Regions from separate parts of the Mus musculus genome. Here region 1 is linked to region 2. Evidence: chromatin loops called from intact Hi-C (ENCODE). Cell type or tissue: left cerebral cortex. All regions are shown on one strand. Each heading gives the region's core, and the rest is flanking DNA. Links, peaks and the distances in the headings are about the cores only.

Region 1 (16,259 bases), core at 7,317-9,816, 94 kb after region 2:
AGATCTGCTCATAGTGCTGCTGGAAACATTTTTTTTACTTGTGACATTTTTTTAGGATTTTCTCAAATTTTTTTTTTTGATGACTAGAAACTAGAAGTACCAATATCCTGCTGAAATAACCTTTTTTCTGATCAGAAAATCAAAATCATGCATACTCAGTACATATAATACTGGTGGAAATAACAGCCAAGGCTCCAAAACCAATTTAAGGATGTCTTTATTTACAAGATACAAATGTTTCATATTTAACAAGAATTGAAGTGCTTAATTTTACAATGTTTTCAATTATCTGCCTTTATGATTAAATATACAGATGTTACACTATATATACAGCATATCTAAGTATTGTACATTCACACCACTGCAAAATAGGGATGTTTATATTTTCACAACTATAAAATTCTGATGTGCCCTTTGAAACTCAGTAAACATGTCAAAAGAAAAATCAAAATAATTCTTAGTTTTTTAAATAACAATTAGCACTGGGTGTGGTGGCACACACCTTTAATCCCAGCACTCGAGGCAGAGGCAGGTGGATTTCTGAGTTCGAGGCCAGCCTGGTCAACAAAGTGAGTTCCAGGACAGCTATACAGAGAAACCTTGTCTCGAAAAACCAAAAAACCAAAACCAAAACAAAACAATTAATTGTCTCTTAAAATATGAAATGGCAGTTTGGTTTTATATATGAATGATTAAATGTTAAATAATATATAGTATATATTTGAGTCTTCATATTTCATAATACACAATTCAATTTTCTCATCATAATGGGCTATAAGGTCTGTATTTACTTGATGCATTTAGTATTCACTTATTAAAATATACTAAAATTTGATTTAATTTTTTTTATCAAATTGATCACAATGAATTTTAGGGCAAAGTATGATCTTTATGTAACTTTCAGTGACCCCCACTTCCAACAAATAAACTATCTTGTAGAAGCCATGTGTTATTTTATCTTGAAATACAGAAAAGACACAGCATTTAGCCATTCCCTTCTCTTAGAAAGTTGACTTTAGAGTGAAAAATAGCAGAAAAATGGCTTATAGAATGAGATTACTTTGTAAAAGCTTAAAGAAGAAATAAAGTAATGATAAGATAATATCATGTATAATTTAGATGCCAAGGTCAAATCCTGAGCACAAGGATTTCATCCACCAACAAGTACATAGGCATCTTCTAACTTATTTCTCTCGAGCAGTTCACATGGATACAAGTAGTCAGCCCATTTATCCAGCTCCATTCATTCCTTTCATGTGCTAAGGTAGGTGCTCTCTCTATACCTGCAACAAAAGCAACATTGCCTCTTCCTGTAACCTAGCAAGACTGATGGGCTTGGGTAAAGATGAATTATAACATTAAAAACACATGTGAATAATTTTGTTAAAATACTTAAATTAAATTTTACATAACATTTTGTTCTTTGGTGAGAATTGAAGATTTATAATTTGTACATTTATACATATAAAGTCACAGAGAGTATTTAGATAGATCTAGTAGTCTAATGCTTTTCTTTTAAAATCTAGGGAACCTATAGTTTGATAGTTATATGAAAATAAAAAACTTGATTCTAATTAAACTTAGAATGAAAAAGTGACAGGATCCACTACAAATGTGAATGTAACTCTAATAAGAGGAACTCTTTAGCCTCAGTTCTTATATTCATACATTCTTGAAGATCACAACATTAAATAAAACACTAAGATTGTTCTGTCTTTCAAATTTTAGATTATACATACCATGTGCTTATCATGTGATGTAGGAAAGCTAAGTTACCTTCTACTCTTAAAACAACAGAGATAAATAAGACCTGTGCTTTCTGGGAATTGATTTACTCTTATTCATGCTCATTTGCCATGACAACACACTGACAGATATGAGGATTAAGAATCCATTTCAGACAATACACTCTGAATAAGTTAAAGCTTTAGAAATAAACAAATGATATCTGAAAATAACTGAAGGAGGGAAAACCCTTCCACCTCAACCAAAAGGAGGAAAACAATCAATCTCCCCAAATACCCCAAAAAACAGAATCATGAACTCCAGAAGTATTTTTGAGTAGAGGATTTTAGAAGGCATCAGTGGCTCTTCAACAACCCTGAAGTACCATGGAATTATAGTTAAACAGTTCTGATGGCAACATATACTCTTGTTTAGAAAATTCAGCAGGGAACATTTACAAGGTTAATTCCTATATTTAAAAAATGGTGTAGGTAATCCAGTGAAGACAGTATGGCAACCTTTATGTTGAATTCAATTCACAGAAATGTACAACACAGCTGATAAAACAGAGCAGAGCAAACAAACTGCTTCATTATACATAGCCTTTGTAGAAATTAAACACAAGGCTAGAGTGATGGCTCAGCAATTAAGAGGTCCTGAGTTCAATTCCCAGCAACCGCATGGTGGTTCACAACCATCTGCAATGGGATCTGATGCCTTCTTCGGGTGTGTCTAAAGATAGTGACAGTGTACTCATATACATAAAATAAATAAATCTAAAAAAAAAAGAAATTAAACACAGTTGATATGCCTGAAGCCATGGAACGATGCCTTCCTTCTTTCCCCTGTGCTCAGCAATTTGGACTATCATATCACTTCTCAGAAGTTGATTCTCTATATGCTGTAGCTTAGGGCCTTCATGTTAAACTTTTGGTATAAACTCATACTGGAGAGTTTTATTGCTTGGTATTATTACAAAAGTGGCTAGTGGCATTTTTCATTATTGAACTCCACATAAAAGTTTAGATAAAAGCATGTACCACATCTCACCTTTTCCAAATGGTAGACTTTCAACAAAAGCAACAATTATGTTGAAAGTTGAAATGCTTTGAATGAATAACAATTTTACCAAAGAAATATTTTCTTAAATTTGAAGGAAGGACATTTTTCTTAAAGATTACTTTTGAACACACTAAGCTAGAGAAAATAACAAATTAAGAACCATATGAAACATTTATTTGATCAGGAAAGGAACTGATACTATGTTCAGGCTCAGTTTATCATGAAACCCTACTTATCTCAAAAAGAGGTTAGTTATTCTAACAACCTCTTGGATTGGAGTTTATTTGAATTAGATTTTTTAATGTGTATGTGCATGCACACTGTCCATGCATGTGTGTTCACATATATTTAGGGAACTGTGCAAATGTGGAGAGATCTGAGGCTATGTCAGGTGACTTCCTTGGTGCCTCTCTACCTCATCATTGAGGCAAGGTTACTTACTGTTCCTGCACTCGCTGCTCTGACTTGCCTGGATAGAGCACCTTCACCAAAACTTCCTGGCCCCACCTCTGTTGCCCTTGCTTGCCTGGCCTTTATGTGGTCTCCGGAGACCTGTCTGAACTGTTTCTCATCCTTGCATAGAATTCTCCTTAGCCCCAGAGTTGAGTTCTTAATAAGTAACTAATATTATTCTATTACTTTTTTCTCCTACTAAAAGTATTTGTGGTTATTTTGAGAGAGATGGGGAAAGTGGTTTGTGCTTGGCTCAGTGTGGGGAGAAGTAAAGGTGAGAACCAGAGAAGATCCTCTTCTGGCACTCACACTCCTTACTGAATGAACACTAGAAGCATGCTAACATTCTTTTTATGAGTATCCTTTCAATAATCTAAGTTGAACTACACTGAATATCTAATCATATTCCTTCTATTCAAGAATTTGCTGGTAGGCAAACATGTACTCTTCTTGCTGATCAAATAGTTTTTTTTTTAAATATTATCTGACATAAATCTTCTAAGTGAGACAGTTCACTCATTATTCTGCTTATATTTACAGAAGTCATCCTTATTCTGATAGTCATTCTACATATTTACTGCTTTTCTTTTCTTGAAATATGAAAAATAAAGTAAGATGTATAGTTATTGTTTAATTTTATCAATAGGTACCCTTCACACCTGGTTTCTTTCCTCCCACTCAAACACAGCATCAATGCTGACAACTAGAAAAGAGAAACAATGTACAATTTCTTTCTATATGACTCTCATTTAGTAGGGAATAAGGAGATAGCTTTGTGTTTTGCCCATTAGTGATTCTAAATAGATGGTTTAATGTTAATGTTCATGTCTGGTATTTCATGGAGGAAAGCAACCTAATTGGTTCCCTTGCTCCTTTGGAGTAGAAAAAAAATGAGACGTTTCTTGTGCAACATGAGGTGTATAAATGTATGGTGGTCTCAATTTCTGATAAATTGTACTCTACATCTCAAGTGTAGCCCTTAAAGATTGTGTGTAGTGAAGACATTCTATGGATTCCTAGTAAACAGTACAGTAAAAGTGGTAATGTTTGGAGAATGGAAAAGAAAGGAAAAAAGTCTAATATGAGAAAAGTATTAACTTAAACAGTAAACTCAACATAAGATTTTAGTCACAAGCACAACCTAATAGACAGCCATAGTTCATCTGAGAGTCCATGGGATAAAAAGGGAGAATTCTGCAGTTTCTTTAGTGCTTCCCATCTCATAGAAATCTGCCATTATTGATTCTGAAATCCTGGTTTCATCTATCTTTTCTAGTGAATGATTAAGCATAAATTTCCTTTACTAATAACTCTCTTCTCCCAGATAAGCTGGCACACGCATGAGCTCCGCTTTGTAGCTGACAGAAGGAAAGCTCACCCAGCCACCTTGTGTTTATTAGATGTTGTCCTCATTTACCCGTCCATAACAGTCCAATGGAAAGGAGGACAGTAAACAGTAAACCAGCGTCTTCCATATATCCCAGGGCTCTATAAGGTCAGATGTCTTATATAGTTTTAGGAAGTTTTTGCATATGTTGACATTAAATTACCATGACAATTATGTTAATATAAAATGTAAAGTAAGCCATACATTTTAATCTCTGTGACCAAAGTGCACTTAAGTTGAGAATAAGCAGAGTAGTTAAAAATAATAATGTTTAGTTACTATTTACTAAACCCTCATCTTTTATCTAAATAAGAATTAATAGCACCTTCTAAGAGAGGCACTGTTTTAAATAGGTACAGAACAAAAGAAAAATAGTACTCTAAAAATACTGTTGAAATTCACACTATATCTGACACCACATAAATTACTCTTTTTTACTATAAAAATATCAATACACTTAGATTCTAATCAGTTCAACATAACTTACCAATTTTTCTTAAATTTAGAACACTGCTAAGTTTAGAAATAAAATAGGTTTTATATTTAAAGAATTAACCAGAGTGAAAACAAAACTAAAGCTGAAGAGAAAGCTGACATATTCATACTTATTTTCAATATTATATACAGGCAAATTGATTTGTATTTTAGATATTTTATTATTAGGAGTAATTCTACAAAACAAGTATTATATTAAGTCAAAAAGTATCAACATCAGGAACCTATAATTTTTTGTGTTGTATAAGAACAGAAACTATTTACATAGCATGAGACTTACAAACTAGACAAGTTCATACAATACTCTAAACTGTCCCTGTACTTTTTACCATAGATCTATTTTGGTTACATGGAGGTATATTTTTCACACTCTTACAAGTTCTACATGTGAACAAGACAATGAAGGATTTCTTAAATGAAAGGCCCATTATAACCAGGTAGTGATTCGACAGTTAACATTTTTTAACCCACTCAAGGCAAACATACACAGTTAAGGAATAGCTTATCAAAAAGGTTCCATTTTCCACATTATTTTAGAACTTCAACAGAAGAATGGCTCTGCATACTGATTTTATTATATATAAACATATGAAAGAAGTCCCCAAAAGATGTGTTTATGAAACCATATTTCTCAATGCAAAGTGCTAAGAGACAAGGAAGGAGAGCTGGGGATGTCTTGAGCTATGTGTATTACTGGAAACTCCACACTAGCAGCTGCTGAAGTTTAGCATTCTGACTTTTTCTTGGGTCCAGGGAGATTGTTCAAGGTGGCTAGATGCTCACTTGGGCCATCTGGTGTCTCACCTGTGACAGCTAGAAGGATGATTTTCAGCCATTTCTGTTTCAGTTCCTCATTGTCTGCAGCAAAGCTATGCACAGACTTGGACTGGGTCAGCTTGAAACTATGTGGCAGATCTGCACTCTTAGGCATATCATCCACAACGTAGCCCAGGAGGGGTATGGTCGCTTGGGCTCTGACATCCTAAGGAAAGGACATTGTACATATAAGACATATTATTACATAGGTGTATGTGGTCCTTACTCCTACAAACTCTTCCCTGCCTACTGTCCCACACATCCTCGCTCAGGAACTCTCTTTGGATGGAGGCTGATTTTAGTGTCTGTCGATGGGGTCAACAATGGTGTTGGCTGAAGAAGATAAAGGAAGTAGAGCTGACACCAGATGAGCAAAATCGTCCTGGTGCAAAGCTTGCTCCTGTGGGAAGCTCATTCAAAGCCCGTGCTTTCTCCACTCAGTGAAAAGCCAAGATGGAGGGTGAATAACAGCAATCTTAAAGTTTAAAACCAGCATTACTAAGAATTAAAAATAATATTTTTTTTAATGATTCATTCTTCTTAATTATTGTCAGGGAAAACAGAAAAGTAGAATAGTTTTAGACAGTTCTAGGGATTTTTCTTAAAATGTTTTCTAGATCTTGATGTAGGATGAGGCTAAATAAAGTCTGACAAATTTAAAACAATATGTTTCTAAAGTGCAGGAATATATAATTGCTTTAAGTGTTGTTCACTTTCAAAGCAAAACAATCTACATACCATGTTCTGGCTTATACTAGAAGATAAGCCAGCATTAGAGCTGACCCCAGGTCTCTAGCTTAGCTGTACATATGGGTCACGAGAACTTATTGCTGAGTATTATTACCCCAGGACTTATGGTGACTCCTTTCTTTCAATGATTTTGTTCTTACATCTCTAGTACTGTCAACAAATAAAACCAAACACAAAATGACCAAGTATTTCCACTCTCTACAAACCGTTTGCTCCCCCTCTTTACCTCCCCTTTCTTCATCTCCTTTCTACTCACTCCTACGCTCCTTATTCAACTTGCCTTTTCTCACATCTACTAAATAAGAATAAAAGATGAACAGGGATATGACTTATCAAATGCATATTAAGCAGCTATAAGAAGAATATCAGTTTAAATCAACAAAATCAACTTTTCCTTATTTTAAGATAGGCCACAGTGACACTGCCTGAGCTCTTTGTTCTCCTGAGGGTTGGCTTCCACACGTGTCCCTCTGTCCTGGCCACACCATTCAAATACACATGGCTTAGTTACCTGAGGAGCGCCATACATGTACAGCACAAGGGGGTCTTGCTTGGGGATCACACACCAGATTTTCTGCCAAGGCTTTGACTTTTCCATGTACTGAAGGAAACTGCACACCTCACTATTTCCTGATACTTCTGCTGATTCAATCTAGAAAATACAATGGAGAAAAAGAATAAACACAATGAATCAAATGGGGATGAAACATGCCTTAAGGGAAGTATTTATAAAGTACAGTATATGTATATAGCATGTCTCCTTTGGTTGTCTTTTAAAAAGGTATATTATATTTACTAGTTTTTCTTTATCGGGATGATGGATAAAACTACTCTGAGGTCATATTTAACTCTTTATTATTAGACTCAGTACATAAATGGTCAACATTTATTGACTGTTCACTATATAGATTTGATTTTGCTTGAGATGTATATTTTCACACCAGCATTGACAAGGTAAGTGCTTTCATTGTTTCTAAAGCTCAGAGTTTTTAATGAGATTCTTAAAGAGTACATACTTAGAATTTGATGTGCTAGAATTTGAGCTCAGTCAGCCGGAATCAACACACTCAACCTATGAATCTAATATTCCAATAATGTAAGAATATAAAGTCAAAAAGGCAAGATGTGACCATCAGTTACCTTTAGTATTAAGGTAATTAGAAGAGTCTCACTAGAGCAAACTTCGCTTACTAATATATTAAGTACTGGATGATGGGAAACAGAAACATTTGGCTAAGGAGCTTTATTAGAAATAAACTGTTTTGCTTCTTTTCCTATGAAGGGTATTGCTACTCAGTGTTGTCCACATGATGTAAGGGGGATAATGGTGTGGCCTTACTTTGTGCCAATTGATACTGGCTCACATTAGCAGTCAGCAAACAGTTCTAAAAAAGGTCAGAGTCCAAATCAAGGCCACCATATAGGTACTTACACATGAAGAAAGCAAACATATCCTAACTGATTAATATTTATAAAATTAAAAATAAAATTTAAATATGTAGACTTTTATATAATATAGATCTAGTAGTAAAAATATGTCACTGCCAGAAGGCAACATTTTCTTTTCAAACTCTTCAAACTACAAAACACAAATCAGCCATGGAGCTGCATGCCTATACCCCAGTAATTGGGAGGTGGAGGGAGAAAGCTCAGGGTCACATTTGGCTAAAATCAAGGCCAGTTTAGGTGACCCCTGTGAAAGGATCATTTGACACCCTAATGGGTCATGCCCCCACAGGTTGAGAACTCCTTTCTAGAGGACCAGAACTTTGTGAGACACTGTCTCAAGACAACAGCAGCAGCAGCAACAACAACAAAAACCAACAAACAAAACAACAATGGAAAACTTCAAAGCAATTTGATTTTTTTATGGTACTTGTGGTAGTTGATCTTGACTGTTAACCCAAACGGATCTGGTATTAATTGAGGCAGATTGGCAGCAGCTTAGACTACTAAGAGTCAGAGGGAAAGCAGTGCTTAGCTTCTTGCTGGGAAGATGCCTTCTCCATTGTTGCTGCTGTTGCCATTTCTTGCTGCTTGGCTTCCAACCTGGGCTGAAAATCAGCAACTTTCTAAGAACTGTGCAGGCCTTCAGTGCCAGACTGGTCTATGAGGTACTGAACTGAAGAGCTATCAGGTCCTCTGTCATACATACTCATTCTGCCAGTTCTGTTCCTCTAGAGAATGAGTTCTCAACCTGTGGGGCATGACCCATTAGGGTGTCAACAAACTAAAATAAAAGTATGTGTCCTGCTCACAGTTATCCTGAATGTGAATGCAAAAACAAGTAAGGCACATTATTTGCATCCTTATGACTAAGAGAGTTTGTCATCTAAGAATATGAAGAGTTCACTATTTTTACCTCTAAAATGCCCCTTCTTTTCTTTTCTTCACTGTCTGTGAATCCACTTATTATCTGGTAACAGTCTTTACAAACCTTGTTCAATCTTCCACCATCATACTCAAGCTGAGCTTTGTAGTCAGAACATTTCCAACAAACCACCTTTAATTTTAAAAAGGATATTTAAAATGAATAATTAGGTCTAGGAATAATTAAGACAATTAGATTTAGGAAATATTCATACATACAAGAGAAGGTTAAATATAAAAGTTATGTTTTTTTAGTCTAAGAACATTTCAAAAGATACTGAATACATCAGAGTATTTTAATAATGTCTGTGACAATCTGAGCACCACTTTCACCTCTAAAGGCCCTTTGCCCTGGATGTACCATACCATCCATCTCCTCTCCTAGTTCCACATCTCAGAGGAAATAGTACAGTCATATAACAGCAGGTAATTTCTGATGACTACTTACCTACCTTCATAGATGCAGCACATTATGTCCTCTTGACTTTAATTTCTAAAGGTCTTCAATCTTTTAAGTTATTAGCACTCACATTTGGACTCTCAGAGCCTGAGTGGTCCTTTCCACATCCTTAAGTTCTACCTAACATTATACAAGAACAAAATTTTCAAGTCTAGGCTAGAAGTCTTATAAGTTTGGTATGTTCCTCTTATACTTAAATATCCTTTGATCTAAAACCATGCATTGTGATACATGCTTTTAGTCCCAACACAATATGAGTAGATACAGAGGCAAGAAGATCTCTGTGAGTTCAAGGCCAGTTCAGTCTACATAGAATAGAGCATTCCAGGCCAGTAAGGGCTAGACAGTAAGACCTTGTCTAAAATATACCAAACCAAACCAAACCAAACCAAAAAAAAAAAAGCCAAACCAAAACTAACAAGTAAAAAACAATTCTTCAGTCATTCCTTTGTTTCTGGTTAAAGAAAAAAAGTATTAGCTATATTATATATTAATAGTAATACATATTATATTTGATTGGCCTATCTTCAATGGCACTGACTTCCTACATCCCCAAAATGCCATGCTCCCCTCTTCTTCCACCTCTTATAGTCCTTGAAGTCTCAAATTCTCTTCTTCTTCCTTTAGTGTTTAGAACAGAGCCTGGCGATGGTGAAGTTTTAACTATAGACTTGTGTATTACTTGCCCATCTCCTATGAAGTTCTACAGGAGGTTGCTTTAAAATATTTTTTTCACCACACACAACAGCTACAGAACGTCAATGTAGATGAGCATAATGCAAATGCATGAGTAAATGGTGCTTTTCAAATTATTACTATTGTCTAGAACTTCTTTTTTAGGTTTAAATCATTACTTTCTTGCTTAGGAAAGTACTTTTTGCCTCAACCTTATAGTAGGTAAAGTTCATTTAAAAATGTATGAGCTTTTAAGTAAACAATTTGGAGTATGTTCATAGCAGTTGAAATACAGAAAAACAATGGTCAAAGGCTCAGTAGTAGAACACAGCCTTGGTGTTCAAAGCCTTGGGTTCAATTTCTACCCAACCTTGATATGTACCATAGTATTCTGATTATAACAACAAAATTACTTTGGAGGTTTAATGGTAGACATACATATATCTGTAAACTCAATTCAACTAATCTATTTTCAAATCATATCATTTGGTAATCTATATACAAACACGTTTTATCTTTTGACCAAAGTACAAGTATGTCAGTACCAGAAATCATTTTAAACAAACCTAAAGATCAATTTAAAGTTTATTCTGAGGTAGTTGTTTCTTTATTATTTAATTTTGATTATAAACGGCCTCACTACATTTAATCTCAGTGTCAGGAAAAGAAATTCAGGAAACTTTAAGTATGAAGGAGAACAACCTTAGACTTATGCTGTCTGATAGGATGCCATGATACCAGAGTAGGAAGCTGGAATCACATTACCAGGTCTGCTTACCCATTCTTATCTCAGAGACAGAATTAATCCCATTGTACCTCAATTTCTGCCCCAGGGTTTCTGCCTATTTTCCAAGGCCTATCAAGGTCCCAGTAGCTCTCAGGAATAGGCCTTGAGAGCACTTGAGATGACAGCATCAGTGATCTAATGTGGTAGAATGAGCGTATCATTAGCTCACTCCAGTGCCTGGTGTTTTAGCATTCATGTGACTACCTTATTGACTCAGACTTTAGGTGTCTGCAGCTGGTGCTATTCTCAGGCAGTCTGCTCTAGCTTTTTGTTCTTAGGGTTACCCACTGAAAAATGTATTATCACCAGGGACTCATTGTCAACCTGGAATACCTGTTCTTCATTTCCCAACATGCCTCATTTTTCCAACTTGTTCCAGCTGTCCATTACTATGCAGCATTGAACTACAGAAATCTTTGTTTCCAATATTTTGTCACGACTTCCATTATTTACCCAAGGCAAACATCTACAATCCTCCTTTGTGATTTCATTACACTTATTCATGAACCTGGTCTTCTACCTTCTGTGGCCTGCATTGCTGAATTCTGCTATGGAAAAAAAATCATTGCTGTTAAGCTGCCTGGCATCTGTCTGGATTTCTAACTAGAAATTTCTAAAGAGGAATGAGTCCACCTGTGTCAGTGCAACATTCACTTTCTCTCCTCTTATATACACATCCCTTTTCCCTTACTTTCAGCTGACCATTCTGTCCAATTCAATAAAAATATAACACTGACCTTAAACACCCCCATTTCTCACTACTAACATGCCCAAATAGTAAAATTCCCTCCAATTCATTTATCATACTTGCATCTGTCTTTCTCCCTTCTTTTCAAAGAGAGGACTTTGCCCTACCCTGCAAAAGCTGTAACTTTTACCTGTACTGCAGTTTCTTTCTTTAAAAAATTTTTTTATTAGGTATTTTCTTCATTTACATTTCCAGTGCTATCCCAAAAGTCCCCCATACCCTCCCCCGCTACTTCCCGACTCAGAGCATTTCTCCCTGGAACGTTTAGCCCCTGGACATTCCCCAAGCTTGTTTTCCCTGATCTCTAAAACTACAGCCAGAAAGAAGCTCTTTGTTCTCTATAGCCAGCAAAAAGCCTTTTTGTTTCTATACTTTACAACCAGAGATGCCTGCCTTCCTGTGCCGAGGACACGGAGATAAAAATTCAGAAAGAACTCACTCTCCACTCCTGCCTTGTAAATTTCACCAAGGACACCCAGAAGAGAAGAATTCTCCTCCCAACTCCTCCCAACTCTTCCCAACTCCTCCCAACTCTCCTCCCAACTCCTCCCAATTCCTCAGTAGGCTGTTAAAAGCCCACTACTGTCACCATTCAGGGTAGAACTCCCATGCCCTGTACAGTGAAGGGACTTCGTCCTCAGCTAGCTGATAAAATAACCTCTTGCAGTTTGCATCAGGTGTGGTTTTCTCTCAGGTCACTGGGGTGCTGACCAGCTCATCCCAGGACTTGAGTGGAGACCCAGCTTTGGGGGGTCTTACACCCTGACTCCCACTTCTTGGCCCTGGCGTTCCCCTGTACCGAGGCATATAAAGTTTGCACAACCAATAGGCCTCTCTTTCCACTGATGGCCGACTAGGCCATCTTCTGATAAATATGCAGTTAGAGACACGAGCTCTGGGGAGTACTGGGTAGTTCATATTATTGTTCCACCTATAGGGTTGCAGATCTCTTTAGCTCCTTGGGTACTTTCTCTAGCTCCTCCACTGGGGGCCCTGTGATCCATCCAATAGCTGACTGTGAGCATCCACTTATGTGTTTGCTAGGCCCCGACATAGTCTCACAGGAGACAGCTATATCAGGGTCCTTTCAGCAAAATCTTGCTTGTGTAGGCAATGGTGTCAGCGTTTGGAGGCTGATTGTGGGATGGATCCCCGGATATGGCAGTCTCTAGATGGTCCGTCCTTTCATCTCAGCTCCAAACTTTGTCTCTGTAACTCCTTCCATGGGTGTTTTGTTCCCAATTCTAAGAAGGGGCAAAGTGTCTACACTTTGGTCTTCGTTCTTTTTGAGTTTCATGTGTTTTGCAAATTCTATCTTATATCTTGGGTATTCTAAGTTTCTGGGCTAATATCCACTTATCAGTGAGTACATATCATGTGAGTTCTTTTGTGATTGGGTTACCTCACTCAGGATGATACCCTCCAGGTCCATCCTTTTGCCTAGGAATTTCATAAATTCATTCTTTTTAATAGCTGAGTAGTACTCCATTGTGTAAATGTACCACATTTTCTGTATCCATTCCTCTATGAGGGACATCTGGGTTCTTTCCAGCTTCTGGCTATTATAAATAAGGCTTCGATGACATAGTGGAGCATGTGTCCTTCTGACCGGTTTGAACATCTTCTGGATATATGCCCAGGAGAGGTATTGCGGGATCCTCTGGTACTATGTCCAATTTTCTGAGCAACCACCAGACTGATTTCCAGAGTGGTTGTACAAGCTTGCAATCCCACCAACAATGGAGGAGTGTTCCTCTTTCTCCACATCCTCACCAGGATCTGCTGTCACCTGAATTTTTGATCTTAGCTATTCTGACTAGTGTGAGGTAGAATCAAAGGGTTGTTTTGATTTGAATTTCCCTGATGATTAAGGATGCTTACCATTTTTTTCAGGTGCTTCTCAGGTGAGAATTCTTTGTTTAGCTCTGAGCCCCATTTTTTAAATGGGGTTATTTGATTTTCTGGATTCCACCTTCTTGAGTTCTTTATATATATTGGATATTGGTCCCCTATCAGATTTAGGATAGGTAAAGATCCTTTCCCAATGTGTTGGTGGCCTTTTTGTCTTATTGATGGTGTCTTTTGCCTTACAGAAGCTTTGCAATTTTATGAGGTCCCATTTGTCAATTCTCGATCTTACAGCACAAGCCATTGCTGTTCTATTCAGGAAAATTTCCCCTGTGCCCATATCTTTGAGGCATTTCCCCACTTTCTCCTCTATAAGTTTCACTGTCTCTGATTTTATGTGTCGTTCCTTGATCCACTTAGATTTGACCATAGTACAAGTAGATAGGAATGGATCAATTCATATTCTTCTACATGTTAATTGCCAGTTGTGCCAGCACCATTTGTTGAAAATGCTGTCTTTTTTTCCACTGGATGGTTTTAGCTCCTTTGTCAAAGATCAAGTGTGTGGGTTCATTTCTGGGTCTTCAATTCTTTTCCATTGGTCTACTTTTCTGTTGCTATACCAGTACCATGCAGTTTTTATCACAATTGCTCTGTAGTACAGCTTTAGGTCAGGCATGGTGATTCCACCAGAGGTTCTTTTATCCTTGAGAAGAGTTTTTGCTATCCTAGGTTTTTTGTTATTCCAGATGAATTTGCAGATTGCACTGTCTAATTCGTTGAAGAATTGAGTTGGAATTTTGATGGGGATTGCATTGAGTCTGTAGATTTACATCTTCTGAGATCTTCTTTAATTTCTTTCTTCAGAGACTTGAAGTTCTTATCATATAGATCTTTCACTTCCTTAGTTAGAGTCACGCCAAGGTATTTTATATTATTTGTGACTATTGTTAAGGGTGTTGTTTCCCTAATTTCTTTCTCAGCCTGTTTATCCTTTGTGTTGAGAAAGGCCACTAATTTATTTGAGTTAATTTTCTGTCCAGCTACTTCACTGAAGCTGTTTATCTGGTTTAGGAGTTGTCTGGTGGATATTTTAGGGTCACTTATATATACTATCATATCATCTGCAAAAATTGATATTTTGACTTCTTACTTTCCAATCTGTATCCCCTTGATCTCCTTTTGTTGTTGAATTGCTCTGGCTAGGACTTCAAGTACAATGTTAAATAGGTAGGGAGAAAGTGGGCAGCCTTGTCTAGTCCCTGATTTTAGTGGGAATGCGTCCAACTTCTCACCATTTACTTTGATGTTGGCTACTGGTTTGCTGTAGATTGCTTTTATTATGTTAAGGTATGGGCCTTGAATTCGTGATCTTTACAAGACTTTTATCATGAATTGGTGTTGGATTTTGTTAAATGCTTCCTCTGCATCTAAGGAGATGATCATGTGGTTTTTGTCTTTGATTTTGTTTATATAGTGGATTACGTTAATGGATTTCCATATATTAAACCATCCCTGCATCACTGGAATGAAACCTACTTGGTCAGGATGGATGATTGTTTTCATATGTTCTTGGATTCGGTTAGCGAGAACTTTATTGAGGATTTTTTGCATCAATATTCAGAAGGGCAATAGTTCTGAAGTTCTCTATCTTTGTTGGGTCTGTGGTTTAGGTATCAGAGTAATTGTGGCTTCATAGAATGAATTGTGTAGAGTACCTTCTGCTTCTATTTTGTGGAATAGTTTGTGAAGAACTGGAATTAGATCTTCTTTGAAGGTCTGATAGAACTCTGCACTAAACCCATCTGGTCCTGGGCTTTTTTTGGTTGAGAGACTATTAATGACTGCTTCTATTTCTTTAGGGGATATAGGACTGTTTAGATCATTAATCTGATCCTGATTTAACTTTGGTACCTGGTATCTGTCTAGAAATTTGTCGATTTCATCCTGGTTTTCCAGTTTTGTTGAGTATAGCCTTTTGTAGAAGGATCTGATGGTGTTTTGGATTTCTTCAGGATCTGTTGTTATGTCTGCTTTCTCATTTCTGATTTTGTTAATTAGGATGCTGTCCCTGTGCCCTTTAGTGAGTCTGGCTAAGGGTTTATCTGTCTTGTTGATTTTCTCAAAGAACCAGCTCCTGGTTTGGTTGATTCTTTGAATAGTTCTTCTTGTTTACACCTGGTTGATTTCGCTCCTGAGTTTGATTATTTCCTGCTGTCTACTCCTCTTGGGTGAATTTGCTTCCTTTTGTTCTAGAGCTTTTAGGTGTGTTGTCAAGCTGCCAGTGTGTGCTCTCCCTAGTTTCTTTTTGGAGGCACTCAGATCTATGAGTTTTCAACTTAGAAATGCTTTCATTGTGTCCCATAAGTTTGGGTATGCTGTGGCTTCATTTTCATTAATTTCTTTCTTTATTCCTTCCTTGACCAAGGTATCATTGAGAAGAGTGTTGTTCAGTTTCCATGTGAATGTTGGCTTTCTATTATTTATGTTGTTATTGAAGATCAGCCTTAGTTCATGGTGATCTGATAGGATGCATGGGACAATTTCAATATTTTTGTATCAGTTGAGGTCTGTTTTGTGACCAATTATATCATCAGTTTTGGAGAAGGTACCATGAGGTGCTGAGAAGAAGGTATATCCTTTTGTTTTAGGATAAAATGTTAAATCCATTTGTTTCATAACT
Region 2 (16,259 bases), core at 8,662-11,161:
AAGTAGAAAGTAAAAATAATTGTCCCAGGTGACTCTGAGATCTAAAATTAACAGAACAATGTAATGAATTTACCATATTTCCTAGGCATACAACCAGCAGTAATATGCCACATCTCTTGTACAAACTTACTCGCACCTGATCCAACTCTCTGAAAAATGATGCCCTACTCACCTCTATATTATTGTTCATTAGCCCACAGGCATCAGCAAAGTCGGGGTGTTTTGTGTTGATATACGCTAGCTCAATTGCCACTAAGTTATGCACCTATAAAAAACAAAATAAGGTTAATGTGAAAAAAAAAATATGACAGGCTAACCTAACCCTGAGAAGTCTATATATGAAAAATTTATTATACAGACAATATTGCAAAAGTATAAGAAACATTTTCATACACTTGATGACTATACTCCAAATAACATTTTATGCTCAATGATAATTAACTCTAATTTATTTACCTTCCAGAGTTAAAATTGTACTATGAAGAAAGAAAACATGACATTAAGATAGCTTTAAAGTAATTTCTTATTACTGGGAAAAATTATGTACCTGTGTAATTTTAAGTTCCAAACCTTCAATAAGCAACTTTGTTATTCAAATTTCAGACGATACATTATAGCAAAGTTTATGTTCCATTTTAAAATAAATAGTTCATAAGTAGGCATAAGTAAGAATGCTAATTCTATTCAAACAATAAACGTATTTAAGCCTGAGGTAGTTAGGAATAACTTAGCCTTAACCATGAAACAGACAGATAAAATCAATGGGGCTAAAAGTCTAATGAGACAGCATTGAAAAGGGAACATGAAGACTTCTATTTTCAGTCTTCTACACAATTCCTAAGGCTTAGAGAGAATGAACTTAAATCTTTATCTTTAAAACAATTAATGCTTATTCATTATCCATAAGTAGTCTCACTTGTGTTTTCATACATGTTTTAATTATACTCACCACTGCCCTTCTTGTCCCCCCTGCTGACCCCGTTCTCTTCCCACCTAGCAGTCCCACTTCTCTCCCATGTCTTTAGTGACCTGATCCCCTTGAGTTTCATCTGTCTGTAAAGGCTGCTTACAAATATACTGGTGAGGGTAAGGGATTGTTTACAGGACCATGGCCACCCTTAATGTCTTTTTATCTTCTAGTCTTTAAATGTTTCTGGTCACAGCTTTTCTCCAAAACTGACTCCCCTACTGCCAACTCTGAACAAAAGAAAAGTTATCTAAGTATTACTTATCAAGTACCAAATGAACACAATGTGAGCTACTTGTTAGCCCAGTAGCTGTTTGATGGCCATGTTAAATTAACAAGGTACATGTAAAAATATGGAGGTCATACAAGAGGAACCAAGGCTCTCTCTCTCATGGCTGCCCTGTACTGTCTCAAGTTTCAGAATACCACTTAACGGTGCGGAGCTGGTGACAGGGAGTTTCAGTGATTCAGTGATGCTGGTGGGTATGAGGTGAGGCTCAGGCTTCTGACTCTAACAGTAATCCCTGCGACCCAAGTGACCACTCAGCAGCCACTCACCAAGACTTCCAAGGATACTATTCATGGACTTCAGAAGGGAGGCTCAAATGCATTTTTAGTTGCCAGAAGGAAAAGTGCTATCCACTTGGGGGCATAAGCATAATTTCAATTTCAGCATTTTTATAGGGATGGGAGTGGACAGCTACAGCTCACTATAGGAACTGCTATCATTAGGATATAGAACAAGCAAAATGTGAAAGAGGCCAAATTACCCCATGTGCTTTAGAATAAAAGCAAACTTGCTGCAAAGGTCTGGTTAGTGAGTCCAGAGACAAAGGATTTCCCACAAAAATCAATGGCAGCACAGAACTTCTAGAAGCAGCTACTCAAGAAAGTCAACAATATTATGTACTCACGAAAACTAACGGCAATTCAAACAAGACCAAAGCTCACCATTTCATTTGTCACGGGCAACCTTTTACGAAGAAGACAGGTCACTACTTCAACTATGGCATCGTGAAGTTTAGGGAACCGTAACAATTCCTGAATGTAATAAAGAAGTTAAAAATGTTAGTCTGTCTAACTGGAAATGAAACAATCACTAAAGTACTGAATTAGATTTGGATCTTACATTTAAGAATGGCATTTCAAATCAGTGTCAGGTAAGGAAGCTAATGATGTTACTTTTAGCTCATTTCCTCCCATTCTATGAGGACTTTCTGGTGAGCCCTGTCATTCACAATACCTGTGTGCTGTAATTGCTACAATGCTGAATGATCCTCTGCATCTCCTCATGGACCAGCTCCACACACCGTAGGCTGGGCTCTTCTAGACGCTTAATCTGACGTTTGACCAGTAACTCAAATGAAACTTCAGGCACAAATAAAGCAGGACGGGGGCCCTGAAAACACAAAACTTAGCTGCTTCTTATTATAGCTATGTACAATTTCAGGTCTTCCAAAGGATTCAAAAAAGAATCCCATTTTTGTTCTTTTTCCTAAAAAATATTTCAAGTATGAGAACAAAATAAACTGTACATATATTTAAAATATGCTTAAGCAACTGAAGCTCTAATCTTCTGTTGTTGGATATACTCACAGTAGCATTTCTGATGGCAGTCAGGATGTCAATAGTGTTAAGGCCACCTAGTGGGTCCACAGATTCTAAGGTTCGCCCGAAAGTCTCATGGAAAATATAACAAATCCTAGCACCACCGCATCTGGAAAATATATATAGGAATATGCATTACTATAAAGAAAACGAGCTACAAGTTACATCTTTTTTTAAGCTTTAAGGTTGTTTCACTTTCTGACAAAGTCTTATAAAAAACTCAACGGCTGTATTAACTTATATATCAACAAAAATGAATGAGGGTTTCTCTCTTAATATATATACACTTGAAGTATGTTGTAAATATGTTACATTTCTTTCAAAATTTGTGATTTTTTTCCCTTTAGAGCTGAGTAGTATTTATTCCACTTATATATAAATGTTTATACATTGTACATTTATCTGTTGTTAGCTAAGCAGGTTGATCCCAACTCCTTAGTGAATAAAGCAACAGTAAACATGGAGTACAGTTATCTTTCTGGTAGGTCAGGAAGTCCTCTGAGTATAGGCCCAGAAGGAGCTGGGTCACATGCAAGCTCATTTTCACAATGGATTTATTAATTTGCACCTTCCATGAACAGTGAATAAGGAATCCTATCTTTCTAACATTCTATCAAATTTGTTGATGAACACCACTCTGACTGGGGTGAGGTAGTATCTCAAAACACTTTTTAAAATAATTATTGGTCATCTGTGTGGTTTTGTTAAAACTATTCCATTTATTTGCCTACTTGTTGATTAGGATTTTATATCCTTGGTATTTAGTTGTTGCAATTCATTATAAATTCTGGCATTAGCATCTTTTCTAAAGTATAGCTAGTAACATTTTTTTGTTTTGTTTTGTTTTCCCTATTCTATAGGCTGTTTGCTCTGCTAATAGTTTCTTCTATTTTCATGTAGTCCCCATATGTTGATAATTGGGACTAGGTTCTGTGTTTTGGTATTCTATTCAGAAAGTTCTTGCCTATCCCAATGTCTTGAAGGGGAATCTTTATGTTTTCCTCTAGAAGTTTCAGTGGTGTTTGATCCATTTTGAATTTATTTTTTGTATAGGTGAAAAATTCTGAATTCATCCTGCTTGTGGACATCCAGTTTTGCCAGCACTATTGTTGAACAGGCTTTTTTCAAATGAATGTTTTTGCCACTGTCAAAAATTAACCAGGCATAGTGTTCTCATTTTAATTCTGGGTCCTCTACTCTATTCTATTGCTCTATCTGTCAGATTTTTATGCCAGTACCAGACTGTCTTTATCACTCTAGCTCTACAGTATAATTTGAGGTTGGCATGTGGCCTTTTGTGGGTTCGTAAAAATTCTTGTATTTACAAACCCATCAAGTATGACATCAAATTTTGATAGATATTCCATTAAATCTGTGAATTAATCTTGGTTTCATGGCCATTCTCATAACATTAATTTTGTCAATCCAGGAGCAAGATTTCCCCTTTTAAGTGCCTTGAAGTTCTTTTTTGATGAATATTTATTTATTTTTGAATTATTTGAATAGGATATTTCTCCTACTTTCTTTTTTTGAGAGTACATTGTTGATATATATTAAGTATTTTTTATGTTGATTTTGTACCACGTACCTTTATGGTGTTTATTGGGAAATCTGTCAGTGTAAAAACAATCTGTAAAAAGTGACTTGAATATAGGTACACTACAATAAAACATATAGCCTGTCACTTAAATTTTATATAATTTCCAAATGTCATGAAATACTAAATTTTTTATTTAAAAACTTTATATTTATAATATATAAATATCATTTTTAGTCTGCCTAGTTATAGAGGGAGGAAGAAAAAAACAGCAGGATGAGAACAAAAGAAAACAGACACCTAGCAAGGTAAACAACAAATCCTGTGGCTCCACGTCCAGCAGCATCTAGGCTTATGATGGAATCATGCGAGTTCCAAGCAAGGGTCTTGGGCGACCCCACATTCTAGCTCTGCTACCCACAGTATACAAACTCTTTCTTAAGCCTGCAGCTTGTTAAATGGCCAACAGTCTTGGCATTTCAAATATTCAGGGCTCCACTGCAGCTTGAGTTTCACCTTCGTAGCCTCACTTACTAACTTATTAATTATTCAGTGCCTGCTTGTAGAGAACCAGTCCTGTCAGTTTGGCCTGGGAGGCTTTTCAGCATTAGCATAAGCCCCTATTAGCCTGTGCACACTTGTATCCATTATTCCTATAAAACCAGTACCACACAGATGACACATGCTTTCATTCTGATGCATATACGCTGGGAGAAAGATTTGAGGGACTTCTCTGTGTATTTGTTGACAACTTCATATGTCTCTATCCTTAAATCTAAAGTGTTTCTGTTTGTTTGTTTGTTTTTTACTGAGTATATGGACAGAAAAGAGAGGGAGAGAAAGGGAGGGTGGGGGAAATAGAATGTTTAGGGTCATGTATTTTTTATATACTACTGGCAGTAAGTTGTTTGTGACATCCTGATTTGAAGAAATGATGTCAAGATATATAGCACCTGATAAAATATAGGCATTTATCTGCCTTATAGCAGATGTGTAATGTGTAAGTTAAAGCAGAACAGCAGGAATAATCTCTGGTTGGCTAAAATAATGATAATTTTGTTTTTATGTTTTGTTTTTATTTATCTGCATTTCCACTACCAATTATATACTATGTGTGCTGGTCATGCCCAGACCTCCATGTAAAGGTCTCCAGTACTGGTTCAACAATGATAAATGTAGACACTAACTTGATTTCTAGAGCTAAAATGACTTCTTTTTTTTCGAGTCATATCTTCCCCTCTGTCTTAAGTCTCTACTGCTGTAATAAACACCATGACCAGAAGCATTTTGGGGAGGAAAGGGTTATTTTCCCTTATATCTTACAGTCCCTAATAAAGCGATCACGGGAAGGACTCAAGACAGGAATAGGGGCAAGAGGTCATGGAGGAGTATGCTTTATTGGTTTGCTTAACCTGTGTTTTTACAGAACTTAAAACCACTATCCAAAATGGGCTAGGCATTCCCACATTAATCCAATCAGTCAATCAATCAGTCAATCAAGCAATCAAGAAAATGCCTGACAAACTTGTGTATAGCCAACCCTATGGGTGCATTGTCTCAAATTAAGAGTTGCTTTTCCCAAAAGGTAGAGACCTTGTGTCAGGTAGATATAAAACTAACCAACATACTTGCCTTACCAAATCCCACCTATGGCCAACCCAAGAGAGAGGCCTGTCAATCACAGGCCTGTTTTTCAAACTGAGCTCTCACTGGCTATACCTAACAATGGCCAACTTTAGGACAAAAGAAAACTTCAATCTTCCCACCCTCCTTCCTCTAAAATCTGTAAGAATGGACTGACTGCCATGTGGACCTGAACTCTCCTTGGAGCCCCTGTTCCCCAAGCAGCAGTCTTCCCTATTTGTCTATGGTGTTAAAACTTGAAATCTCTTCTAATAAATCTCATAAAAAGGATAATTTATTACAATGTCCTCATTAGCCTTAAACTCAAAACTTTTTAATGTGCATTAAGGAAGTAACTAGGCCGGGTATGCACCTCAGTCACAGAGTACTTGCCTAAGCAACCCATGCCCCAATTAGTTTAAGCATGATTATTCTTTTGCTGGTTTGGACATGACTGTTTGGGTAGGTTGGGACTTGGCCTGGCTGAGGAAGGATGTCGCTGGGGGCAGGCTGTGAAGTTTTAAAGCTACACTCCACTGTAGTTTACTCCCAACTTGCTGCTCTAGTGTCATGCCTGCTTGCTGCCTCCCCACTGTAATGGTGATGGACTCCTAGTCCCTTGGGAACCATCAGGCCAAACAAAACTACTTCCTAATATAAGTTGCAAGTTGCCTTGCTCTGGGTGGTCTATTACAACAATAGAAAAATCACTAATACAAGTTTAAGGGTGAAAAGCTGGTGAGATAGCTTAGTATTACAGAGTAACAAGAAGCTATCTTGGACTTTGCCCTGATAGACTTGGAAACTAGAGCAGAACAGTAACAGTAGTAGCTAGGTCTATGGCAATAGTACTAGAGCTACTGACATTCAGTATAGAGCAGTGACGCTCAACCTTCCCAATGCTGTGACCCTTTAATACAATTCTTTTCTTTTCTTTTTTTTTTTTGAAAACAAGACTTTTTTATTATATATTTTCTTCATTTACATTTCACATGCTATATCCCCAAGGTCTCCTATACCCTCCTTCCGCCCTGCTCCCCAATCCACCCATTCCCACTTCCTGGCCCTGGCATTCCCCTGTACTGGGGTATATGATCTTCGCAAGACCAAGGGCCTCTCCTACCATTGATGGCTAACTAGGCCATCTTCTGCTATATATATGCAACTAGAGACACAGCTCTGGGGGTACTGGCTAGTTCACATTGTTGTTCCTCCTATAGGGTTACAGACCCCTTTAGCTCCTTGGGTACTTTCTCTAGCTCCTTCATTAGGGGCCCTGTGTTCCATCCAATAGATGACTGTGAGCATCCACTTCTGTATTTGCCAGGAACTGGCATAGCCTCACAAGAGACAGCTATCTCGGGGTCCTGTCAGCAAAATCTTGCTGGCATATGCAATAGTGTCTGGGTTTGGTGGTTGTATATGGGATGGATCCCCAGGTGGGGCAGTCTCTAGATGGTCCTTCCTTTGAATATTAGCCCAGAAACTAAGAATACCCAAGATACAATTTGCAAAACACATGTGTAGATACTTAGTTCCTTCTTAGACTGGGGAACAAAATACCATGGAAGGAGTTACAGAGACAAAGTTTGGACCTTTAACACAATTCTTCATGTTGTGTTCACCCACAACTATAGTTATTTTTGTTGCTACTTTGTAATTGTAATTTTGCTACTATTATGAATCAAAATAAAAATATGTGTTTTCTGATTGTCTTAGGTGACTCTATGAAAGTCAGTCAACCCCCAAAGGGTCATGACTCATAGATTAAGAAACATGCTGTAGAGAAATTGGGAGATTCTCACCGGGGATTCCAGAAATTATTCCCTCCCCCAGCTGCAGGTCATCTTGGGAGATGAGAGACTAGTAAAGGAAGTGAAACGGTGACTGAAGGTAGGGCATGTAATGCAGAATCCATGAGACTGCATGGGGTAGGACAAGGCATCAAGATAGCTATTATGAGGTTACCCACACTTCTGTAGCTAACTTTGCATGTGCTCTGTAAACAAGCTCAATACATTCATTAGGCTCATCAAGTCGGACTCCGGTGACATCCGTCACCGATAGACATCTGGGGTGATTAGCTGTTCGTTTGCCCCTCGCTAGCTCCCTAGGCTTGAATAGGCCTGACAACCCAAGCTCAATCCCTCAATCTCACAAGGTGGCAGGAGAAAGTCAACTTCTGATAGTTGTCTTTTGACCGCCACATGTCTGCTGTGTCGGGGGTGAAGGGGAGAGGAAAGAGGTGGGGAAGGGAGAAGTGAAGGGGGTAGGGTGAATTTTACTTTAAAAATTAAAGAAAAAAACAAAAAACCAAAACAAACCAAACAAACAAACACTTCAAAGGCAGACATTATGCATAGCCTTAAAATTCTAGCTATGTAGGAAGCTGAGACAGGAGGATCATGAGTTTGAGGACAGCCTGAGAAACTGGGAAGGGAGATTCTTTAAAAAAAAAAAAAAAAGTTGCTTTTTAAAAAACCTGTAACTTTACCATGTTTTTACACAATTTATAAACATATGACACAATACTCCTCCTATCATTTCTACAAATTTATATTCCTGTTTTATGGACAATAAATCACAGATGATCTAAGTCATTTCAAAGATTCTTATAATCCAAGCAACCAAATCTTTACAAAAACTTCTTACTTACAGCTCAGAAGTTTCAATGTACTTTGCGGTTCCTTCAATCGTGTTACAATACTCTGTGGCAAATTTGGTAATAAGCTGGAGTAAAGTAGCACTTTTATCATCCACCGGTTCACCATAGCTATTTAGAAGAGACTGATACTGAGCAGCTAAGACATTTATTCTTGTTTTCAGCTCTGGTAAACAATCTCTGATATGATGCATAAGTAACCTGAAAGTTTAGAAAAGCAGGGTTGTAGCATAAAATTAGGTATTCTGATACTTTTAAACAAGCCAATTAAAAATGTGTAAAAAAGGGCAAATCTTCTAGTACTCAGATCTTCAACATGTCCGAGGACTTGGTGGCTGGTTACCAGAAAGACGAGAAAGAGCAAAGGATTGGGATGTTCAATCCCAGATGACTTGCTCACCAATGGCTAGTGAAGTATGGATCACATCTGTATGAGGAAGCGGCCATAACTCAAGTAAAAAGTTCATGGAAGTAAAAAGGTTGTGTAGCAAGGCATGCCCAGAAAGAGCATAAAGCCCAGCTCATGTGTCAGCATTCCATAGACCTTACCTTAGCTATCTCTCCTAACTGCTTTACCTGTACCCTTTATAATAAATAACCTTTTATTATACATGAGCAAACATAAATGAGTATCCCCTGAAGCCTATCACCTATCACCAGGGAAGCACATTCATAACTTCTGCTGTCACTTGACATCTGAAGTACAAGGAAAAATCCTATAACAAACTGAGGCCTCGTGATGATGACTCTATGTAAATAGTGTCAGAAGTGAGTTAGAGGACATCTAGTTACAATCTAGCAAAGAATTACACTGTACGGCATATGGGGGAAACTCAGAAGTACTCTGTTCATCTGAGTAACTGTAATAAGAAAACACATTTTTAGCTCCTCCACCATAGCACAACAAGAAGAAATACAGCAATCTTAAATTACAGGTCCTTAGTCTAAAAACCTTACACAAAAGCTGTGCTGGTCAATTCTTTTCACGAATACCTTTAGCCTACCAAGCCTAGTGGCTGCTAGAAAACCACAGGTAAAACAAATAACGCACATTGTTTTTGTGTCACAGTAAAGTAAGCCATGCGGTCCAATCTACCTGTAATTTTGGTTTAGTTACAACAGGTACTTAGTATAGTATAAATAAACTCATCTCATTAAGACCCAACTTCATTTTCCTTTAACTTACAGGATAAGAGATAATGGTTTTCACTTTACTCCTTATATAAAAGGAAGGCTTTTAGTTCCTACAGCATTAGTAGATATTCAGAACTGTAGGTATGGAACTCATGTTATTTCTATCATGAATAAATGTGATAGCTGAACCACACCATGTGATAACTGAAAAATTTAACTAAATTTATGAAACCTAAAGTGTTTGGAAGTCATCTAATATCTCAGTAAAGTTCAAAATCCTGTGAATTTTTCTTAACTGCTCAGTCAAGGTACTGTGGTAGCAATTGCCCTGCTGACATCAGTCCCCAAAACTTCCTGCACTTGACACCGGCATTGATGCTGTCCAGTCAGCTTGCTACTGTTCTTATGGCTCACATAAAACAGATGCATATTTTGATTTCATTAGATAACACTTCAGCAAGCCAGAAATAGACGGCTATGAACTGCAGAGATGAGCAGACTCCGCAAGGGCCTGACTCCAGGCACTGAGTCACTGCCGCTGCTCTGTAAGCCTGCGGACAGTTAAAGGATTCTGCTGGTGTTGTTTGCATTTTGGAGGTTGTGAAGGAAGACCCCATAAGTAAATTTAGCCCTATCTGGAACTTAGGTCAACTTTAAATGAACTGGAAATCTCCACTCCAGAGGATCCGGGCTTCAACAAAATATAAACTCCTTTTGATGGGGTTCCTAAAGATTTCTGCTATTACTACTTGATTGTAAACACTACTGAAAATGTTTTATTTGAACAAATTTTCTTTGAGTATTAAATAGTAATTTGGGAAATGAGTTTGAATTGAAAAAAAAAACCCACTTCCCAATTAAGAATATTATTTGAATACTCACTCCATACTACATGATTTAATATCAAACATCCCAATAAAAACAGACATTTGCTTCACAGGAACCCAGAAGTAAGGCTGGAGGGAACAGTATGAAAAGATATGAAACAAAACAGGAACAGTCTAGGACAACTATTGGCAAAACAAAAACATTTCATCTTCAAAAAGTGAAAATGTTACCTATTCAGGGTCCTAGCAAGATACTTTGTTCCATTTCTGTTGGCCAGAGATGGGTACTTCTTTTGAAGAAAAGCATACTCATCACGGATTGAATCAGTTACACTCTTCTTATTGTTAATATCCAGTTGGCTTCTATGGTTGAAAAATAACAAACTTGTTCAACTAGGGTCTGCTCTGATGAGCAGCTGCATCAGATGATGTCTCCTGACTTCTAACACGGCGTTTACTTACTCCGCAGCAGACACCATCATTACACTTTATACAAGGCACTGATGTCTCAATGAACTCACCCAAGGAAGGCACAGACAACCTAGATTTGAACTGTATGACTGAACTTAAAAGATGAAGAGTATCAGCTTCATTGTTACTATTAACCATAAGCTAAAGCAGTATCCTTAAGTAAATTTTAGATTGATATACAAATGCAAGTATATCTTAATCTGCTTTATTTTATCCATGGGCAGGTGATTGATTTCTACCAAAAATTAAAGTTAGCTGAAAGTGTAATTATCTACAAATATAGTATGCAGTAGTATATATAGCACATGCTTGCCTGAAAAGAAAATAGATAGGTTTTCTTTAAATGTGGAAAGGAATGTATGGAGGAACATATAGAGAGAATTGGAATGGACCTTATATATCACTTAATAAAATATTTTAGTTTTTAAATGACCTGAGGGCCAAAGATGTTATTACAAGTGATTTAAAGTCTATTATATCCAGACCATGTAGAAACTAGAATTAGAACTTGGTCTCTTGACAACTAGTTAGTTTCCTTACCATAGAGAATCTCTGACCTAAGAGAAACTATCACTGTTCCACACTAGCCCTGCCACCCTGTGAGAATTCCAACAATACTGTTGCAAACTGCAACAAGAGATACTCAACAGCAGTTGGTTTGTTTCTGTTCTATAGTTTTTAATGCCAGCAAGTTTTAGGATGTATCTTTAAAGTTTCCAAGTTACATTCTGGCAATTACACAGTATTACTAATGATATGGGGTTAAAATAATCATTAAAATTCCACTACCTTTAAATTTTATTGATTAGGCACAAATTAGATAATACTTATTTTCTTTACCCAATGCCCTTATACAGAATTTAAATAGCAGGCAAGAATCTGCAAAAGCTAATTATTAAATCATCTCTTGTTTTTTTACTGATTACCTTAGAAACAATTTTTATTAGAAAACTCAGAGAGGAAGAATAATTTTTAAAAAGGGCCTTGGAAGTGACTCCATGTAAAAGCACTTGTTGCCGTGCCTGATACCCAAGTTTAAACCTCAAAACCCAAATGGGAGAAAGAGAAAACTGGGTCCTGCTAATTGTCCTCTGACCTCCACATACAGGTTCATACTTTAAAAATCAAAACTACCACCACCACCACCACCACCAAAGCCCACAAAACTATTTCAGAGAGATATTATGAACTTCATCTCTTTACAGTGCACTGACCTCTGCAGCAATATAAGCATTAGAACAGGAGGGAAACACAGGATAGTATCACATTTCAGACTGATTTTCAAAAATTTAGACTTGCTTTAAAATGAGAATGCTATGATTCTTATCCTATTCATTAAAAAAAAAGATTTTATTTTTATTTATGTGTATATGTGTGCATCTGCATGTTTATATGAGCACATGTATGCTGGCGGTATCCTTGGAGGACAAAGAGGGTGATGGATCCCTTGAAACCAAAGTTTTAAGTGGTTGTGAGTTACTCAATATGGGTGTGCTGGGAATCAAACTCTGGTCCTCTGTAAGAGTAACAAGTGTTCTTAACCACAGAACCAATTCTCCAGCCCCTTTATTCCATTTAAATTGCTAACCTGTTAACTACTCCAATTATTCCAAGCTTGACTGGAATAACCCTTCCCATCAATACATCCATGGCATCAGTACCCGCATCCATGAGATCAAGTTTAGTGATTACAGCTAGAGTTCTGCGCCCTGGTAAATATGAAAAGGAAGGGGAAGAGAGATCCATTAAAAAACCAGCATTAAGTTTAGTAAAGGTTTTCATCTATAGTTCTACTTAACATATTGCCTCTTTTACCATTTTGTTAAATATTTTCCTACCCTTTGCCTCCCATACTTTAAAATAAATTTAAATATGGCATACAATTTTAAAACTTGTTTGCATGAGTAATTTTTAAAAATAACTTTTAAAAATGATGTGTATATGAGTGTGTATATGTTTGTGCATGCGGGGGTTGGGAGGTGGGGCACAAGAGGGTGGTGGGGGGTCCTCTGGAGTTAGAGTTATAGACAGACACTTGTGAGCTGACTGATGTAGGTGCTGGGAACCAAACTCTGGTCCTCTGGAAGATTAGCAAGTGCTCTTAACCACAGAATCAACTCTCTAGCTCCGTAATTTCTTATTATTTCTTAGGTCAACATTTCTACCCATTTTATGTTTATATGTGTGGCTCTACATGTTTGTACATGCACACATGTGCTGGTGATATCCTTGGAGGACACATGAGGGTGTGGAATCTCTTGGAGCCATAGTTATTTACTATGGAGAATCTTGCTCCTGCCCAATCCCTTTGGTGGTGCTGGGGAAGAAACCTTAGGGACTTAGGCAAGCTTAAATAACTACTGTATTAATGAACTACACCCCCAGATTCTAATTTGGTTCTTTCTAACAAGTACATACCACTTTACTACATAACAGCACTATTACCCAGCAATGTCCTTTTGCTAAGCAACCAAACCCATATTCCAGTCCTCCTTTTGTAAGTCTTAGAATGTTATGTGAAAGGATGTCACTGATGTCTTTCATTCACCGTGACTCATCGGAGTGCTGTCCACATTGTAGACATTGAAGTAGACGTTAGCAATCACTGTTCAACAGTGCTCTTTATTACATGGGTGTACTAATTTGGCTATTCAGTCCCGATTTGAGAAATATTTGAGTTGTTTTTAGTTTGGGGAGACTATGAATAAATTCAACATAGATGTTAGTATACAAAAGGGTATTTTAAAAAATTCATTTATTCATTTATTTTGGGGGTGGAAGGAATCAAAGGGGCAGATCACTTTCAGGAGGGAGTTTTTTCTCTCCTTTCAGATCATCAGACTTAGCAAATCACTTGCTTAACAATCAACCTGCTAAACCAAAACTCTGCCAAGCCCTAGATTCTTTAAACAGTATGTCTCTGAGTGGACAACAGCCTGAGCTAACCTCAGCGTGTAACCCTCTTGCCTCAGCCTCCTCGATTGTTGGTATTGCATGGCTCACCAGGCTCCAGACAAGTTTTCAAATGAAAATGTAAAATGCAATTGCTGACTGGAGTTGTTTGTTCTTCTTCCCCAAAGTAAATGCAGCACTCCACATCAATACATGCAACAATTCCAGCTGCTCTGCAGGCATGACCTCAAGTAGACTGTTTCCTAGTTATGGATATCTTTCTTTTGTTCCCAATCTACAAATCATTATTTATAGTCATTTCACATTATCTTATCCCCATTAAGAAGTTACTTCTAAATTGCACCTAATTGCTTTTGTGTGTATGTGCTATGCATGTGTATTTACATTGAGTCCATACATGGGATATCTTCCTAAATTACCTTCCATCCTATTTTTTGAGACAGGGTCTCTCACTGAAGTTCGAAATCACCTATTGGCTAAACTAGCTGAACAGTAAGCTCCAAGGGTCTGTCCTTCTACTTCTGCTTCGGGCACTGGGACTGCTAAGGTGTTCCGTTGTGCCTGCCTTCTAGGGATGTGAACCTGGGTCCTCACTCTTGCATTGGAAACACATTTGCAATTCATATCTCTCTAGCCCCAGTTTTAAATATTTGATATTATATATTAATATTGATTGAAATGATTTACCTGTAATGTACTGCCATTTTGGTTGTTAGATCATCTACACAACAAGTTCCAGGCCAACCAGGGTACATAGTAGGATATTGTCTTAAAACAACACAACAGAAAACAAAAAACAAACCACCTCCCACCCCCCAAAAGATTACTAGATCAAATGTATCTCCATCTTATTGCATGATTATTTTATGTATGTATGTATGTATGTATGTATGTATGCATGTATGTATGTATTTAGAGACAGGGTTTCAGATATGGCTAGCCACAAACTCACTGTAGCTGAAGATGACCTTTTCCGGTTCGTACCTCCCACATCCTAGGATTACAGGTATGCACTACCATACCTGACTAATTATGAAAGTTTTAATTATACTTGTACAGCTTCTATCAAATTTTTATTTGAAATTAATTTTCAAAGCAGAAAAGAACCTGTAACACAGATGCTGGTCCTCCAAGAATTTAGGTGACAAAACAGTTTCCTTATGGGTCAATTACCCACTCACTTATAAAGCTAGCATTTCATACAGGCTCAGCGACACCTCTAATATCCCAAGTATCATCTGAATCACAATCTGGGTAAAGAATGATTTATAAAGAGATGCCTTAAAAGACTCTCTTCTATACTGAGCTTGTCTAGTGTTTTTTGTTTTTGTTTTAAATCTTCAGAAAGTAGATTCAATTATTTCCTGTATGATAATAATCTATACAATTATGAGTTATTTATTCTTAAATGTTGGCAATTCAAAAGTTGAAATTTCATTTACATAGTAATTTAATGTTAAAATTATAACTGGGTAGTTACTGAAAATATATATCTTATGGGGTAGTGTTTTTTACCTATCCTTTATAGCAATCAAGTAACTATTTTCCATCTTAATTGCTATTAAATTTATTAGAAAAGTAAGAAAGCATTTTTAAGCTCTCTACTAACTGGATACACTCCTTTCAATAAAATTCTTTTCTTGAGGAAAGATTTACCATTGTAAATCAACATCCATTAAATATAAACATCTGCCCTTACCATCTGGATCTACCTCTCTGGAAATCTTGAGTGCTTCTGATGTTGCCATATCTGTATTTGCAGCAGTGACGGCGAGGATAATGGAATTGGGATTACTGATGAACCGAAGAATAAGTTCTCTGATCTGAAGCTCGATGTCCTTGGGCTGATCGCCTACAGGTACCTAGACCAAAGGTGAACTATAATCAAAATCAAATCAGCCTTTTCCATGCATTTCATTCATAGAATACAAGTATTTCTGTACTTAAAATAGCTAAAATAAATTAATAATGTGCTATAGAGATGTCTGGGCAAAGCCTTAAGATGTCACTTCCAAATATCAGAAATTCACTATAGCATAAATCATGTCAACAACGGCTGAGAATCAACTGCATCCAGATGAGCTGCCCTAGTAATACGAAGCACACGCAAACCATAAACAAGTAAGTAATAGGCACACACAGGTCCATCATCCAAGTGGCAGACAGAGCACAGAGCACAGAGTACAGCAGAGCAGAGCAGAGGCTGCGGAATGATGCTTTTCAATTCCTGCTTTAAATGATGTTTAAAACAGAATAATTGGGACCTACCCTCAATTAGATAATGATTTTTAGGTGACTGAGCAGAAATTAAAGACAAAAGAAATAGACATGGATATCTGGGGAAAGAACATTCCATACGGAGTGAATAACAAGGGTAGACACCCAGAACAGAAGAAATTAAAGATGAATAATACTTAAACTGCGTGTGGTGGCCTGTAATCCCAGGACCTAGGAGAGTAGAAGGAGGGAGTTCACAGTCATTCACCACTACAGACAGTTAAAGGCCATCCTGAGATG

Evidence for each region. A loop is a pair of places that touch in the nucleus more often than their neighbours do. Peaks named below come from ENCODE experiments on the same cell type or tissue, not always from the same donor. Only the 100,000 strongest peaks of a DNase experiment are listed, where the experiment ranks them.
Region 1: it touches region 2 in a loop (2.2-fold over the local background); 2 of 42 quality-filtered maps call a loop at or near these places.

Annotation. Positions count from the first base shown.
Region 1 is chr16:16,416,717-16,432,975 of GRCm38, forward strand. Fgd4 (FYVE, RhoGEF and PH domain containing 4) reads right to left here. Exons shown (of 17, transcript NM_001301817.1): 15 at 9,051-9,191; 16 at 7,200-7,340; 17 at 199-6,104. The coding sequence ends at 5,847. Among named protein-coding and RNA genes, the nearest start is that of Dnm1l, 66 kb to the left of the region's middle. In left cerebral cortex, for the core only: no CTCF peak of the experiment used is centred there; no DNase peak of the experiment used is centred there.
Region 2 is chr16:16,321,412-16,337,670 of GRCm38, forward strand. It overlaps Dnm1l (dynamin 1-like), which reads right to left. Exons shown (of 21, transcript NM_001360008.1): 7 at 15,442-15,604; 8 at 12,418-12,538; 9 at 10,590-10,721; 10 at 8,392-8,598; 11 at 2,564-2,684; 12 at 2,211-2,366; 13 at 1,919-2,008; 14 at 173-265. Among named protein-coding and RNA genes, the nearest start is that of Yars2, 27 kb to the left of the region's middle. In left cerebral cortex, for the core only: no CTCF peak of the experiment used is centred there; a DNase peak (open chromatin) is centred at 10,046.